2 separate regions of the Homo sapiens genome follow, and region 2 is linked to region 1. A link is a loop called in an ENCODE intact Hi-C map of the cell type or tissue named here. Cell type or tissue: PC-3. All regions are shown on one strand. Links, peaks and the distances in the headings refer to the core of each region. The heading gives the core; the rest is flanking DNA. Region 1 has its middle 4.9 kb from the start of LINC01672. Region 2 has its middle 14 kb from the start of CAMTA1-DT.

Region 1 (8,517 bases), core at 355-8,354:
CATCCCGGACGGGGCGGCAGGGCAGAGGTGCTCCCCACATCTCAGACGATGGGCGGCCGGGCAGAGACGCTCCTCACTTCCCAGATGTGATGGCGGCCGGGAAGAGGCGCTCCTCACTTCCTAGATGGGATGGCCGCCGGGCAGAGACGCTCCTCACTTTCCAGACTGGGCAGCCAGGCAGAGGGGCTCCTCACATCCCAGACAATGGGCGGCCAGGCGGAGACGCTCCTCACTTCCCAGACGGGGTGGGGGCCGGGCAGAGGCTGCAATCTCGGCACTTTGGGAGGCCAAGGCAGGCTGCTGGGAGGTGGAGGTTGTAGCGGGCCGAGATCACGCCACTGCACTCCAGCCTGGGCACCATTGAGCATTGAGTGAACGAGACTCCGTCTGCAATCCTGGCACCTCGGGAGGCCGAGGCTGGCGGATCACTCGCGGTTAGGAGCTGGAGACCAGCCCGGCCAACACAGCGAATCCCCGTCACCACCAAAAAAATACGAAAACCAGTCAGGCGTGGCGGCGCGTGCCTGCAATCACAGGCACTCCGCAAGCTGAGGCAGGAGAATCAGGCAGGGAGGTTGCAGTGAGCCGAGATGGCAGCAGTACCATCCAGCTTCGGCTCAGCATCAGAGGGAGACCGTGGAAAGAGAGGGAGAGGGAGACCGTGGGGAGAGGGAGAGGGAGAGGGAGACCGTGGGGAGAGGGAGAGGGGATAATCCATGAGTTTTAAGCTGTGCACCATTCTGGGCAGCGTGATGAGATCTCTCGCTGTAAGCTTGATCCCGTCTGCAACGTGAATCCTCCCTTTGTCCAGCGCATCCAGGCTCTACCTGCTGGTTAGTCACTTAGCCATCTTGGTTGTCAGAGCTACTGTCATGGTATCACCGTGTTTGTGTTCAAGAAACCCTTGTAGTACTTAACATTGGCCCCAACTTGCAAGAGTAGTGATGCTGGCACATTGTTATAATTGTCCTATTTATTATTACTTATTGTTAATTGCTTACTGTGCCTAATATATAAATTAAACTTTATCATAGGCATGTAGTCTGTAGGAAAAAACAATATACATAGGGATGGGTACTATCTGAGGCTTCAGGCATCCGCTGGGGATCTTGGAACATATCCCCTGTGAATAAGAGGGGACTACTGTATGCTAAAACGGGGAGGAGAGAAAGAGCTGGAAACAAAAAAATGATGGAAGTGGAGAAGCCAGGAGATGTTTTCATTCACTGATAGGCAGAGGAACAGAGTTCAGATTTGAGTACCAAGGACCCCCCAGGAGCAGAACATTGCCAAGGAAAGCCCTAAGTCCCTCTTCCTGAACTGGGGTAGATCAGCCTTCTCCTCAGCATCGCTGATCTCGGGAAGCACATGGCTCTGCCATTTGGTAAGCTTCGTGTCTTAGTCCGTTTGGGCTGCCATAACCAAAGACTATAGATTGGGTGGCTTCAACAACAGACATTTATTCCTCACAGTTCTGGAGGCTGGACAACTCCAAGACCATGGCGCTGGCAGATGTGGTGTCTGGTGAGGGCTGGCTTTTTGGTTTACGTCTGTCTTCTGTTTCCTCATATGGCAGAAGGGCTGAGGTACCTCTCCAGGGCCCCTTTTATTTATTTATTTTTTAATTTTTATTTTTAGTGACTGGGTCTTGCTCTGTCACCCAGGCTGGAGTGCAGTGGCATGATCATAGCTAACTGCAGCCTCCAAATCCTGGGCTCAAGCAATCCTCCCACCTCAGCCTCTCAAGTAGCTGGGACTACAGGCGTGCACTACCATGCCCAGATAATTTTAAAAAATATTTTGTGGCTGGGCGTGGTGGCTCACGCCTGTAATCCCAGCACTTTGGGAGGCCGAGGTGGGCGGAATACATGAGGTCAGGAGTTCGAGACCAGCCTGGCCAACATAGTGAAACCTCGCCTCTACTAAAAATATGAAAATTAGCCGGCCATGGTGGCGGGCACCTGTAATCCCAGCTACTCAGGAAGCTTGAGCCCAGGAATTTGAGACCAGCCTGAGTAACATAGTGAGACCCCATCTCTACAAAAAATGTTTAAAAATTAGCCGGGTGTGGTGGCACATGCCTGTAGTCCCAGCTACTTGGGAGGCTGAGGTGAGACGATCGCTTGAGTCCTGGAGGTTGAGGCTACAGTGGGCTGTGGTGGCACCATTGCACTCCAGCCTGGGTGACAAAACAAGACTCTGTCTCAAAAAAAAAAAAACAAACAAACAAAAAACCTTCTGGGTTTTTGTTGGTCGGTTTGTGTTTTGTTTTGTTTCAATTTGTTTTTCTGTGAGTATTTTATCTTATGAAAATATTGAGAGTCCTTGGGGTGGAAAATGGAGGTGTTCTTGTCTAATGGGTATAGGGTTTCAGTTTTGCAAGATGAGAGTTCTGGATATTGATTTCACAACAATGTGAATGTACTTAGTGTTACTGAACTGTACACTTAAAAATGGTTAAGATGGTAAGTTTTATGTGTATTATGATTAAAAAATATATATATATATGGAGCCTTGACCCCTTGACTTTGGGTGGCTTTTTAATCCAGATACTTTGCTTCTATTTTTATTGTCATCTGGAAAGCCAAGCTGTAAGCAGAAATGCTACTGGTTAGTAAGAGATAGAAAGTTCTGGAACTCAGCAGAGTCACCATTGCTTAGTGCCATACCTGTTCACAGTGCTCACAGCTGGCATTACTAAATGAGTTTTCAACTTTAGAGAAGCACAGCTTTGATTGTATACAGTGGCTGGCCAAGGACTCAGGTCTTCAGTGTTAAAGCTGAAGACGCTTCTCGTGAGGCCGGGAGAGGGTTCCCAATCTCAGCACTATTGACATTTTGGGCTGGATAAGTCCTTGTTGTAGGAACTGATCTATGCATTGAAGGCTATTTAGCAGCATGCCTGGCTTCTACTCATCAGATTCTAGCAGCACCAGTCCCCGGGTGTGGCAGCCAAAAAATGTCTCCAGACATTGCCAAAACCCCCTGGGCACACAAAATTGCCCCTGGTTGAGGACCACAGGTGATGAAGCTGTCGGTCTCAATACACACTTCTCTTCTCCAACACTGGCTTTTCCTACTGCGCCACTGTGAGCAAAGATTTCTAGCTTCTAGAATAAAATGAATTGAAAGAGAAAAATATTTAAGCTAACATTTAAAGCAAGCTTGTCCAACCCGTGGCCCGTGGGTTGCATGCAGCCCAGGACGATTTTGAATGTGGTCCAACACAAATTTGTAAACTTTCTTAAAACATTATGAGATGTCTTTGCTTTTTTTTTGACGGAATCTCACTCTGTTGCCCAGGCTGGAGTGCAGTGGCATGATCTTGGCTCACTGCAATCTCTGCCTCCTGGGTTCAAGTGATGCTCCTGCCTTAGCCTCCTGAATAGCTGGGACTACAGGCATGTGCCACCACGCCCGGCTAATTTTTGTATTTTTAGTAGAGATGGGGTTTCACCATCTTGGCCAGGCTGGTCTTGAACTCCTGACCTCAGGTAATCTGCCTGCCTCGGCCTCCCAAAGTGCTGGGATTACAGCTGTAAATTACGGTGCCTGGCCTTTTTTTTTTTTTTGCTGAAGCACATCAGCTATTGTTAGTGTTTAGTATATTTTATGTGTGGCCCAAGACAATCCTAACAATGTGGCCCAGGGAAGCCAAAAGACGGGACACCCCTGATTTAAAGAATGCTTACAATGTGCCAGATACTGCACTGTGCTACCTGATTAATGATCTCATTTAATCTTTTCAACAATTATCTGATGTAATTATAGACAGCCTCATTTTACAGTTGAGGAAACTGGGGTTTAGAGAAGTTGAATAACAGTGCGAAGTGGCTTATGCCTGTAATCCCAGCACTTTCGGAGGCTGAGATGGACAGATCGCTCAAGCCCAGGAGTTTGAGACAAGTCTGGGAAACATGGCAAAACCCCGTCTCTACAAAAAATACAAACTTAGCCAGGCGTGGTGGTGCTTGTGTGTAGTCTCAGCTACTTGGGAGGCTGAGATGGGAGGATCCCTTGAGCTCAGGAGGCGGAGGTTGCAGTAAGCTGAGATCGCCCCACTGCACTCCAGCCTAGGAAGCAGAGTTCAGACCGTGTCTCAAAAAAAAAAAAAAAAAAAAAAAAAAAAGAGGTTGAGTACTCGTTCCAGCTCACGGAGCTAGTAAATAGAAAGACCAGGATTCAGACTCAGGTTTGTATCTTTCAATGACTGTTTTTATGTTTCCTTGGTTTATTTATGTTTTCTCTTTGAGATTAACTTATATGATGATGTTTCAGAGGACTTTTAGCCATAGGTGTGATAACACCAGCTTGATTTTAGAATTCCCTGGGATATGCGGCGTGTAGATGTTATCTGTGACCCATGAAGGTAGAGAATGTTTTATCGGCCACTCAACAGCTCTGACTCTTAAGATAAAGTCTCTATGAGTTAGGAGGTAAGTACATTACTGCCTACATCACTGCCCCTCTGGGAAAAATGTCGGTTAAGGGGCCACAGCACTGGTCCCCTTCCCAGTTGTAATAATGCTTGCATGTCCCTTAACCAGCAGAGGGCAGACTTGTGGTCCCAATGAACAGAAGCGTACAAAGAGACTGCACTTGAAGGTTTAGAATAGGAAGGGGGATGTTTCAGGAAAATGGCGCCCCCATCACCTGCTTGTGCAGAAGCAGGGCTGTTTTGTGGACAATGTGTTTGATTCTCTGGTTCTTTTCTCTTTTTCTTTTCATTTTTTTTTTTTTTTTTTTTTGAGACAGAATTTTGCTTTTGTTGCCCAAGCTAGAGTGCAATGGCGCAATCTTGGCTCACTGCAACCTCCGCCTCCCGGGTTCAAGCAATTCTCCAGCCTCAGCCTCCCTAGTCGCTGGGATTACAGGCGTGCACCACCGCGTCTGGCTAATTTTTTTTTGAGACAGAGTCTCACACTGTCATCCGGGCTGGAGTGCAATGGCGTGATCTTGGCTCGCTGCAACCTCTGCCTCCCGGGTTCAAGCGATTCTTCTGCCTCAGCCTCTCGAGTAGCTGGGATCACAGGTGCCCGCCACCACGCCTGGCTAATTTTATGTATTTTCAGTAGAGACGGGGTTTCACTATGTTGGCCAGGCTGGTCTTGAACTCCTGACCTTGTGATCCACCTGCTTCAGCCTCCCAAAGTACTGGGATTACAGGCGTGAGCCACCGTGCCCGGCCCTGGCTATGTTTTTTGTATTTTTTTTTTTAAAGTAGAAACAGGGTTTCACCATGTTAGCCAGGCTGGTCTTGAACTCCTGACCTCAGGTGATCTGTCCGCCTCAGCCTCCCAAAGTGCTGGGATTACAGGCATGAGCCACCACGCCTGGCCTCTCTGGTTCTTTTCAAAAGTGCACGACCTCCTTCCAGAAGGCTCACAATAAGTGGGCATACCACCTTAGTTCTGTTTTCCCAGTCCTGGTTTATCTTTTTGTATTTTTTTATTTTGAGACAGTGTCTCTGTCACTCTGTCAGGCTGGAGTGCAATGGTGTGATCTTGGCTCACTGTAGCCTCCACCTCCTGGGCTCAAGCAATCCTCCCATCTCAGCCTCCTGAGTAGCTGGGACTACAGGCACATGCCTCCACGCCTGGCTAATTTTTGCATTTTGTGTGGAGACAAGGTCTTGCTATGTTGGCCAGGCTGGTCTCAAACTCCTAGGCTCAAGCCATCCGCCTGCCTTGGCCACCCAAATTGCTGGGATTACAGGCATGGGCCACCACGCCCGGGCCTAGTCTTGGTTTTTCATTGTGAAGATGATCCTGGGCCTGAAAGTATTCCAGGAGCAAAGCCTGTTTCTGCCATGCGGGACACCATCAAGGAGAGGGTTTTCCTCTGCACCCTCCTTTTTGGTAGGTTCTCAGGGGTTCAGTGCCATGACTGCGAAGTCAGACCATGTGTTCAGGCCCCAGCATGCTACAGGAGGCCCCAGCACGCTACTGGAAGCAGGATGCTGGATCTAGAAGGTGATGGATGTATTAACATGAGGAAAGTCACTCACGTTTTTACCTCATGTAAAAGGAAATTACCAAGAGAATCTGCAGCCAAAATCCTGTCCAGACTGAAACTCTGATGAACTTACCCAAATCTTCCCTTTCCCAGGCTTTCCTGCATGACAGTTCCAGGAAGATTCAACAAAAGCCACGGCTTCTCTGAGTTTGTTGTTTCCTGGAGAAACAAGCTTTCACCTGCCACCTGGCCCTCTGTAGCTGCTTATAAATACAGATGTGGGTGGCAGAGTCATGCCAATCATGATAAGCTGTTCATACAGAGGCTTTTCACTCACTGTCCGTGTTACCAACAGTATCTTAGTAGAGTCAAGAGTTTTGTTTTTAAATTTTTTAATTTTTAAATAAAGATGAGGTCTCACTAGGTTGCTGCAGCTGGTCTTGAACTCCTGGCCTTAAGTGATCCTCTCCCACCTCGGGCCTCCCATGTTACTGGGATTACAGGTGTGAGCCACCACACCCAGCCTCAAGCATTTTCTTTCTTTTTTAAAATTTATTTTTATTATTTATTTATTTATTTTTTGAGACGGAGTCTCGCTCTGTGGCCCAGGCTGGAGTGCAGTGGCACGATCTTGGCTCACTGCAACCTCTGCCTCCTGGGTTCAAGCAATTCTCCTGCCTCAGTCTCCTGTGTAGCTGGGATTACAGGCACACACCACAACACCCAGATAATTTTTGTATTTTTAATAGAGATGGGGTTTTGTCATGTTGGCCAGGCTGGTTTCGAACTCCTGACCTCAGGTGATCCACCTGCCTTGGCCTCCCGAAGTGCTGGGATTACAGGCTTGAGCCACAGTGCCCGGCCTCTTTTTTTTTTTTAATTATAGAGACGGGTTCTCACCATGTTGTCCAGGCTGACCTCGAACTTCTGAGCTCAAGTAATCCACCTGCCTCAGCCTCTATAAATGCTGGGACTTATAGGCATGAGCCATTGTGCCTGGCCTCCTTCAAGCATTTTCAAAATTTCTTCTGAATAGGAGTGGTGGAGGGCTGTGTTGGAGCATTTCTCTTCTACCTCGTCTGTCCTCCTCACTCTCAGGTATGTCTGATTATATTGAAAGTTTAAGGTTGTTGCTAAGCCTAGTATGGTGGTCATTGGGGAGAATCCCAAGAACGTCACAGGTGCTGTTTCTTCAATGAAGGCAGAGGGGAGTTCTCACTCCAAGCAATGAGCTTACTCTAGAAACAGCCTATCTGTTGGATTCCTGCATTTCATATGAGGTTTGAGTAACTAGTTCCTTGCAAACAATATGAAAAGACAAAAGTTTCAAGGTTTAGAATCACCATGGCAACGCCCCAGATTCCCTGCCGTGCCCAGGTCTTGGAGTGGTAGGAACTGCTCATGCAATTTTTCCGAAATTGGCCAAAGCTTCAAGACCTACGGGGTTTCCCATTTGGTGCTCAGAATGTGAATTTTTTTTTTTTTTTTTTTTTTTTTGAGACAGAATCTTGCTCTGTCGCCCAGGCTGGAGTGCAGTGGCACGATCTTGGCTCACTGCAACCTCCGCCTCCTGGGTTCAAGCAATTCTCCTGCCTCAGCCTCCTGAGTAGCTGGGATTACAGGCGTGTGCCACCACGCCCGGCTAATTTTTTTTGTATTTTTAGTAGAGACAGGGTTTCACCGTGTTAGCCAGGAAGGTCTCCTGACCTCGTGATCTGCCACCTCAGCCTCCCAAAATGGAATGTGAATTTTTATAGTTGCCACGGCAAAGTCTCCTGTTATATGGGTATAGTGGGTTGAATCGTGGCTCCCAAAAGTGATGTCCAAGTCCTAACCCCCAGAACATGAGAAAGGGACCGTATTTCGAGAATGGGTCTTTGCAGATGTAATGAAGGATCTTGATATCATTCTGGATTGAGGATGGACTCTAGCTCCACTGACAGGTGTCCTTATGAGAAAAAGGTAGAGGCAGATTTGAGACACAGACACAGGGGAGACGGCCATGAGAAGACAGAGGCAGAGATTGGAGTGAAGCAACCACAGGCCAACAAGTCACCGATACCAGAAGAAGCAAGGAAGGAGTCTGTCCTACAGTCTTCAAAGGGAGCGTGGATCTACTGACACCCAGATTTTGGACTTCTGACCTCCAGAGCGGTAAGAAAATAAATTTCTATTGTTTTAGGCTACCAAGTTTATTACAGCAGGCTCAGGAAACTAATACTCTAGGTGACGTCTGCTCCTCCACCCCATGCCTCTGCATGCTTGGGTTACAACAGAGAGTGCTTTCCCCTTGGTTGAACAACACTTTTTTTCTTGAGAAAAGAAAACATAAGGGTAAAGCAGTTTTTGGAAGGGTTACTCAGCCAGCTAGATCGTCAGAATCAACTCTGGTAGGAGTGGGCCACAAACATCCATCCTAGGGCATCCGGAGAGAGTCATTCTCCCTAACAATAGCTCTGGGCATGGCTCTGTATTCGTCTGTTCTTGCATTGCTATAAAGAACTACCTGAGACTGGGTCATTTATAAAGAAAAGAGGTTAAATTGGCTCACGGTTCCACAGG
Region 2 (8,517 bases), core at 445-8,444, 51 kb after region 1:
CCTGGTCTCGAACTCTTGAGCTCAGGCCATCCGCCCGCATTGGCCTCCCAAAGTGCTAGAATTTCAGGTGTGAGCCACCGTGTCCAGCCTGAAGGATAACTTTTTTTTTTTTTTCTGAGATGGAGTCCCTCTCTGTTGCCCAGGCTGGAGTGCAATGGTGCGATCTCGGCTCACTGCAACCTCCAACTCCTGGGTTCAAGCAATTCTCTTGCCTCAGCCTCCTGAGTGGCTGGGATTACAGGCGACCACCACCACACCTGGCTAATTGTTTTGTATTTTTAGTAGAGAAGGGGTTTCACTATGTTGGCCAGGCTGGTCTTGAACTCAGGTGATCTGCCTGCCTCGGCCTCCCAAAGTGCTGGGATTACAGATGTGAGCCACCGTACCCGGCCAATGATAACTAATTCTAAAAGCAGAACTACTGCTTTTAAAAATGATAGATTTAACAAATACGTAGTTCATGCATGTTAAAATAAATAGTACAGAAGGGTTGGTGGTGAGATGCCTCCTTCCCATCTGGTGTCTGTCTCCTTGTCCCCCAGGTCTTTAATTCAGACACAACTCCTTTAACGTGCATTTCATCCTATTATTCGTACTATATATTCGTACTATTCCTTTAACAGTTTCTTTTCTTTTTTTTTTTTTTGAGAAAAGTTCTTGCTCTGTCACCTATGTTAGAGGGCAGTGGCATGATCACAGCTCTCTGTAGCCTCAAACTCCTGGGCTCAAGGGATTCTCCCATCTCAGCCTCCTGAGTAGTTAGGATTACAGGTGCAAACCATCACACCTGGCTAATAATTCTTTTTTTTTTTTTTTTTTTTGTAGAGACGGGGTTTCGCTATGTTGTCCAGGCTGTTCTCAAACTCCTGGGCTCAGGTAATCCTCCTGCCTTGGTATCCCAAAGTGCTAAAACTACTTGTGTGAGCTATAGCACTCGGCCTGTGGTTTCTTATGTATCAGCCCAGGGTATGCTCTGCACTCACAAGCATTTATAAATATCTCCCCTCCCCTGCTTTTTTCTAAAACAAATGGTAACACCTGGTTTTGTGCTTGGATTTTTTTTTTTTTTTTTTTTTTTCCACTTTGTGCTAGATCCTGGCAATTGTTCCATGAGCACATGGAGGGCAGCCTCATGTGTCTTCATAGATAACCAGCACTGCTCCAACTTTCCTATCAAAGCACCTGGAATGAGAGAAGCACACAGATTGCAGCAAGGACATTAATTTGAAATCTTCAATTTTATTTGCATTTCATGCCAACTTTCTATTCCGCTTCCCAATGCATTTGTGCTTATTTTAATATAAAAATCATAGTTTAAAACAGATGCTCTAGGCAGGTGCACCTTGTTTATCCTGAGGCTTACACCCCTCTGCAGGCACGTGCACCCTGATTTAAGAAGGACAGACACGTGAACTGATGAGATTATTCCAGTGATACGGTGAGGAAGGCAGGATAGGAATCATCAGCCCCTTCTAAAGATGAAGAACCTGGTGATCAGCAATGCTGAGTGCCCTGCCCCGGGTGCCACAGCTTGTGAAGATGCAGCCAGGAGGACACACAGCACTGCTGCTCTGTCCTGATAATTGGTCACACTGCCTCTCAGGATACAGACTCATAAATGCCGTGCCCATACATGCAAACTAAAGAAGACAGAAATGCAGGAGCTTGAAGGACTAACTGCAGCAGGGTTTACATGGAAGAGATACTTGCATTAAATATTTCGCTGATGGTCAGAACCTTCATGGGTGTGTAACCTTCATGGGTGTGGCAGGAAATGGAATTGGTACTCTTTTGTTTTAAAAACCAAACTTGCAGCCGGGCGCGGTGGCTCACACCTGTCATCCCAGCACTTTGGGAGGCCGAGGTGGGCAGATCACTTGAGGTCAGGAGTTCAAGACCAGCCTGGCCAACATGGTGAAACCCGTCTCTACTAAAAATACAAAATTAGCCGCGCATGATGGCATGTGCCTATAACCCCAGCTACTCAGGAGGCTGAGGCCACGCGAATCGCTTGAGCCTGGGAGGCAGAGGCTGCAGTGAGCCTATATCATGCCGCCGCACACCAGCCTGGGTGACAAGAGCGAAACTCCATCTCAAAAAAAATTAAAAATTAAAAAAAAAAACAGCAACAACAAATAAGAACTAAACTTGCCAGCACCTTGATCTTAGACTATCAGCCTCCAGGGCTGTGAGAAAATAAATTCATGTTGTTGAAGCTCCCTAGTCTGTGATATTTTGTCATGGCAGCCAGTGCAAACTCATACAATATCCATCCAAGGGGTACTTTTAATTCTTTATCTATTTATTTTAAATTTTAAATTTTTAAAAATTTTTTTGAGACAGAGTCTTGCTGTGTCGTCCAGGCTGGAGTGCAGTGGCGCGATCATAGCTTACTGCAGTCTTGAACTCCTGGGCTCAAGCCATCCGCCTGCCTCGGCCTCCCAAAGTGCTGGAATTACATGTATAAGCCACTGCTCCTGGTCCCTTTATCTTCTGTGTGAATGTCCTACTCCCAGAGCACTCTGGTTCCTTTGGACAGGGCTGGACTGGGCATTCATTCATTCGTTCATTCAGTATTTATTGCACACTGTCATGTGCCTGTCCTATCTAAGCACTAGGCACACAACATTGACTGTGACAAAGTCACATCATGGAGCTACTGTCTAATATCCCACCTCCAAAGTGACTGGCTCCTCAGTGTCCTCCCCAAGTAAGATATGGTAAACATTTATCAGGCAAAAAAAAGAAAAAAGGTACATTAAAAATTAATTAATGGGGGGTGGGCACCATGGCTCATGCCTGTAATCCCAGCACTTTGGGAGGCTGAGGCAGGTGGATCACGTGAGGTCAGGAGTTTGAGACCAGCCTGGCCAACATGGCGAAACCCCATCTCTACTAAATATACAAAAATGGCCGGGCGCGGTGGCTCATGCCTGTAATCCCAGCACTTTGGGAGGCCGAGGCGGGCGGATCACGAGGTCAGGAGATCAAGACCATCCTGGCTAACACAAGGTGAAACCCTGTCTCTACTAAAAATATTAAAAAATTAGCCGGGCGTGGTGGCGGGCGCCTGTAGTCCCAGCTACTCGGGAGGCTGAGGCAGGAGAATGGCGTGAACCTGGGAGGTGGAGCTTGCAGTGAGCCAAGATGGCGCCACTGCACTCCAGCCTGGGCGACAGAGTGAGACTCCATCTCAAAAAAAAAAAAAAAAAAAAAAAAAAAAAAAATTAGCCAGGCATGGTGAGTGGTGGTGTGCCCGTAATCACAGCTACTCAGGAGGCTGAGGCAAGAGAATTGCTTGAACCCGGGAGGCGGAGGTTGCAGTGAGCTGAGATCGCACCACTGCACTCCACCCTGGGCGACAGAGCAAGACTCTGTCTCAAAAAAATAATAATAATAATAATAAATTAATGGACTGGCTGGGTGCAGTGGCTCACGCCTGTAGTCCCAGCTGCTCGGGAGGCTGAGGCTGGAGGATCACTTGTGCCCAGAGATTGAGGCTTCAGTGAACTGCGATTGCGCCACTGCACTCCAGCCTGGGTGACAGAGTGAGCTCCTGTCTCTAAAAATAAATTTAAAAAAAGATAAAATGAATTAATGATCCAAATCATGACTTACAGGTGGTTCCAAATGGTTTTTTGCTTTTGTGTTCTTGCTTTTAAACACAAGCTTCTCTTGTAGATTGCCTTGCTTGATAAGATATTCAAGAAAAAGTGGCAGAGGTGGGTTCATATCAGGCTTCCCTAGGTATGCAAGTGGTTCCAGGTGCCTGGCATAGCCAGTTTGGAGGCTCAGGGCTCTGACAGCGCTCAGAACTATTCCTTTCCTAGGATGTGTACTTCCGGAGACCACCCAGATTCAGAGAAGAGCTCGGATTCTCCTAGTGCTGTTAGCACTGTTTTGCCTCTTGGCAGGGAGGATGAGGGGTAAGGCTGAGTGGTCAATGCCTGGGGGGTGTTGGGCGGCGGCTTCCCAGGCCCTCTAGGCTACTGGGTTGCAGAGAGTACTGGAGCCGCTGTGGATCCCAGCTGTGACTCATCCGCCTCCCTGAGTTTGCTCTCAGAATGTGCTCTCTGGACTTTTTCAGGCAAGTCTGAGTGGCTCATTGCAGATACCCATCATTAACGTGCCTTTCGCGCTTCTTAATTCCCTCCAGAACTTTAACAATCATTGCAAACACGGAAAGGGTATTCTTCCCAGAGAAAGACATTCATCATGACTGTACCCAACCGCTGTCTCCAGTGCAGGAATTGCTTCAGTTGCCAAGGGGGAGACGGAGCCAACAGGTATTTTTAAAGAGGCTCTATGCACTGGAGGCTCGAAAAGAAAATATCCCCTTTGAGCATTTAGTCACACACATCAAAGGAAACAACAGTTTCCATCTTCATTTGCATCGTACAGGCATTAGATGTGGTCCAGTTACACCAAGCTCTGCTTGAAAAGGCAGAAGTGCCAGTACTTTTCATGCCTTGACTGAGACAGAGAGAAAATGCAGCCAGGCAAATAATATATCACCCTGCCAAGGCATTTTCCATTTTTAAAAGGACAGAACAATTTTACGTTATTTCTGGAGCCTCTTTGCAGCAAATATCCCTTGACATCTGTTCTAGCACCCAGGCTGGCCCGTCTAAAAGCACTGGCTGGTCCCAGCCTGCTGCTCCTGGGTGTGCGCCGGGGACCACATTCTGCCTTGTGATCTTGAAGCTCCAGACGTAAAGGGGCAGGTGACCTGTTTTTTTTTTTTTGGAGCACAGGCAGACCGACCTCAGCTCTGCAAAAGTGGCCAATTAAGGCACCACCCTGGTGGAAAGAACATGGCGTTTCAGGTCACTTGAAGAGGCTGGATGGAGAATCAACACTGAGCTTTGAGCCGGTGCAATGAAAATATGCTTGGGAGGGCTTGACGTTTTTCAGTGAAGCTCCCAGGAGGCCCAAGAGGGTTCAGAAATAAGACAATGAATTGTGCTCAGCCTTGATGGTGAGACCTCGTGGGGAAGGGAGAAACACACACCACTTCTGGAATAAATTAGCACAAGACGCCTGGTGAAGGTGACAAGTAAACAAGATTTGGCACATCTGGAGAATGAAGATTGGGCTATTTGGTAAAATTTCCCGTACTGTTCCTTCCAAGGAGGCCTACGATCCACTTCTGGCCAAGTGTGAGATCCTTTTGTTAGAGGGCGAACTGTGAATTTTATTGTTTCTAATCCTCAGCCCTGGCTGGCCTGAAAAATCTCAGGGTGCTGAATGATTAATTCCAACCTGCCCTAGAAAACATTAGTCAGCTGGCAAAAGGAAATAGCCCAACTCGAAGGCAAAAGAGCAAATTGACTTTATCTGGGAGTGATTGTGTTTGACAAGAGGAAAAAGAAAGACATCTTTTGTCACTGAAGAAAATTGTGCTTTGAGAATCTTTGCACAAGTCTTAAGGCTGTGCTTTACACAGCTGCTTGAATTAACATGGAAATAATCCCAGCACCCCCTTTGCCCTTCCAGATAGAGAGCAGGGAAACAAAACTACATTTTCATACATTTACTACAGCAGAGTTTTAGAAATCAGGAGTTCCAGGTCTACTCAAGAGCAGCACTTTCATCAGCTAGGAAATTCTCTTTCAAGAAAACTATTTTTGAATTGCTATTTACTACTAAAATTTTAATTTTTCTTTTAAGTATTGTCACATAGGCAGCCTGATTCTTTGTGGGTGGAAAAGCGAGGCAGATGGGCGTCTCCTCCCATCAAAAAGGAGCCAATTTCCATTCCAAAAGGGTAAAAAGATCAGTATTGTTAAAATCATTCTTCTGGTTTAACATTTATCTCATGCCCACAGCATCCCAGTATGCCTAGAACTTGAAAGAACACGTCATAGGCAGGAAAACAGATGGTTTTGACTCAATCTATGATATAGATTTTTCTGTTTACATTTTTTCCCTTTATCAATTACAAAAAATTAACCCTCTTTTAAAAATTCTAAAATCTTGCTGGGTGCAGTGGCTCACGCCTATAATCCCAGCACTTTGGGAGGCTGAGGCGGGTGGATCACCTAAGGTCAGGAGTTCGAGACCAGCCTGGCCAACATGGTGAAACTCCGTCTCCACTAAAATACAAAAAGTAGCCAGTGTGGTGGCGGGTGCCTGTAATCCCAGCTATTCTGGAGGCTGACGCACTAGGATCACTTGAACCTGGGAGGCAGAGGTTACAGTGAGCTGAGATTGTGCCATACACGTGGCTAACTCCTTCACCTTCTTCCAGCCTGCTCAAATGTCAATTTCTTTCTTCTTCTTCTTCTTTTTTTTTTTTGAGACAGGGTCTTGCTTTGTCACCCAGGCTGAAGTGCAGTGGCGCAATCATAGCTTACTGCACCCTCGAACTCCTGGCTTCAAGTGATCCTTCTGCCTTTGCTTCCTGAGTAGCTGGGACTACAGGTGCGCACCACCACACCTTGCTAATCTTTTATATTCTTTTGTAGTGACATCTTGCTGTGTTGCCCAGACTGATCTAGAACTCATGGCCTCAAGTGATTATTCTGCCTCGGCCCCAAAGTGCTGGGATTACGGCATGAACTACTGGGCCTAGCCCTGCCCCGTCATTTTTGGGTTTTTTTTTTTTTTTTTGAGACAGGGTCCCACTCTGTTGCCAGGCTAGAGTGCAGTGGCATAATCATAGCTCACTATACCCTTGAACTCCTGGGCTCAAATGGTCTTCCCCCATCAGCCTCACAAAGCATTGGGGTTACAGGCATGAACCACCATGCCTGGCCTCAAATGTCAATTTCTTGATGACATTTATACTGACTATTCCTATTTAAAATTGCACCTCCCAGGCTGGGTGAGGTGGCTCACGCCTGTAATCCCAGCACTTTGGGAGCCCAAGGTGGGTGGATGGCTTGAGGCCAGGAGTTCGAGATCAGCCTGAGCAACATGGCAAAATCCTGTCTTTACAAAAAATACAAAAGTATGCCAAGTGTGGTGGTGCACGCCTGTAGTCCCAGCCACTTGGGAGTCTGAGGTGGGAGGATCATCTGAGTCCAGGGATGCAGAGGTTGCAGTGAGCTGTGGTTGTGCCACTGCACTCCAGCCTGGGTGACAGAGCAACACACTGTCTCAAAAAATAAAATAAAATCGCACCTCCCCAACTCTGGCACTCCTGGTCCTTTTAACCTGCTAATTATCTACTTTTATTTTTTCCATTCTACCTATGGCCTTCTTACATACTACAGAACCTGTTTATTATATTTATTTCTCCCCACTAGAATGTAAGCGCCAGGAGGGAAGGAAACTGTGTTTTGTTCATACGTTAACAGCACAGATGGTGCCTGTCACTGCGTAGGTGCTCAATAATGTTGAATGACAATGTCAGAAAAAGTTGTCCAAGGGTTAGGAATGAACGGGAGATTACTGGGTGACCTTTCAGCGAAGTGCCGAGAGGATCCTCCAGGGAGGATCTGATTCTACAAGGGTGAGCACCTTAAATTGCCTTTCTATAGACTAGGTGGAAATGGAAAACAGAGATCAGTGCAGACAACTCTTGCCCATAGATGCAACTATTTTTGTCCTGTAGAAAAAGATACTCCCAGAATGAAACTGTATTGCATTATAGGATATGAATCAATTTTGCATCTTTTAGCACACTTTCTTGTTTATCTTTAATATACCTTTGTTCTTCAAATTCTCATTTGACTCAGTTTTAACATCTTACTGGTTTCCTCATTAATTAAATAACTGAAGATAGTTTTTTTGTTTTTGTTTTTTGTTTTTTTTGGAGATAATTCCTTACATGTACTCACTTTATGTTTGTATGAGACTCATGATTTTTATCTCCTTAAAAATTATGATGAGGTAGGCCGGGCATGGTGGCTCATGCCTGTAATCCCAGCACTTGGGAGGCTGAGGCAGGCGGTTCACGAGGTCAGGAGTTCGAGACCAGCCTGGCCAACATGGTGAAACCCCGTCTCTACTAAAAATACAAAAATTAGTCAGGCATGGTGGCATGCGCCTGCAGTCCCAGCTACTTGGGAGGCTGAGGCCGAAGAATCGCTTGAGCCTGGGAGGCGGAGGTTGTAGTGAGCTGAGATCGGGCCACTGCACTGCAGCCTGGGTGACAGAGCGAGACTCCATCTCAAAAAAAAAAAAAACAACAAAAAACTTTATGATAATGTAAAATTGAATTATACTCCCTCCCCTAGGAAATCTTATCTAGTCTCATGGTTTTATTTATTTATTTATTTTTGAGATGGAGTCTTGATCTGTCACCCAGGCTAGAGTGCAGTGGCGCGATCTCAGCTCACTGCAACCTCCACCTCCCGGGTTCAAGTGATTCTCGTGCCTCAGTCTCCCAAGTAGCTGGGATTACAGGCACGTGCCACCATGCCTGGCTAATTTTTATATTTTTAGTAGAGAAGGGGTTTCGCCATGTTGGCCAGGCTGGTCTCGAACTCCCGACCTCAAGTGATCCGCTGGCCTCCACCTCCCAAATTGCTGGGATTACAGGCATGAGTCACCGTGCCCAGCCTAGTCTCA

What was found. Peaks named below come from ENCODE experiments on the same cell type or tissue, not always from the same donor. Only the 100,000 strongest peaks of a DNase experiment are listed, where the experiment ranks them.
Region 2: a loop joins it to region 1, with 9 times the contacts of the local background. A loop is called at or near these places in 37 of 110 quality-filtered maps.

What each region holds. Positions count from the first base shown.
Region 1 is chr1:6,715,625-6,724,141 of GRCh38, forward strand. No RefSeq gene overlaps it. Among named protein-coding and RNA genes, the nearest start is that of LINC01672, 4.9 kb to the right of the region's middle. In PC-3, for the core only: a CTCF peak has its summit at 4,542 (motif pointing right); a DNase peak (open chromatin) is centred at 4,567; H3K27me3 peaks cover 1,512 bases.
Region 2 is chr1:6,766,899-6,775,415 of GRCh38, forward strand. No RefSeq gene overlaps it. Among named protein-coding and RNA genes, the nearest start is that of CAMTA1-DT, 14 kb to the right of the region's middle. In PC-3, for the core only: no CTCF peak of the experiment used is centred there; a DNase peak (open chromatin) is centred at 4,043; H3K4me3 peaks cover 334 bases.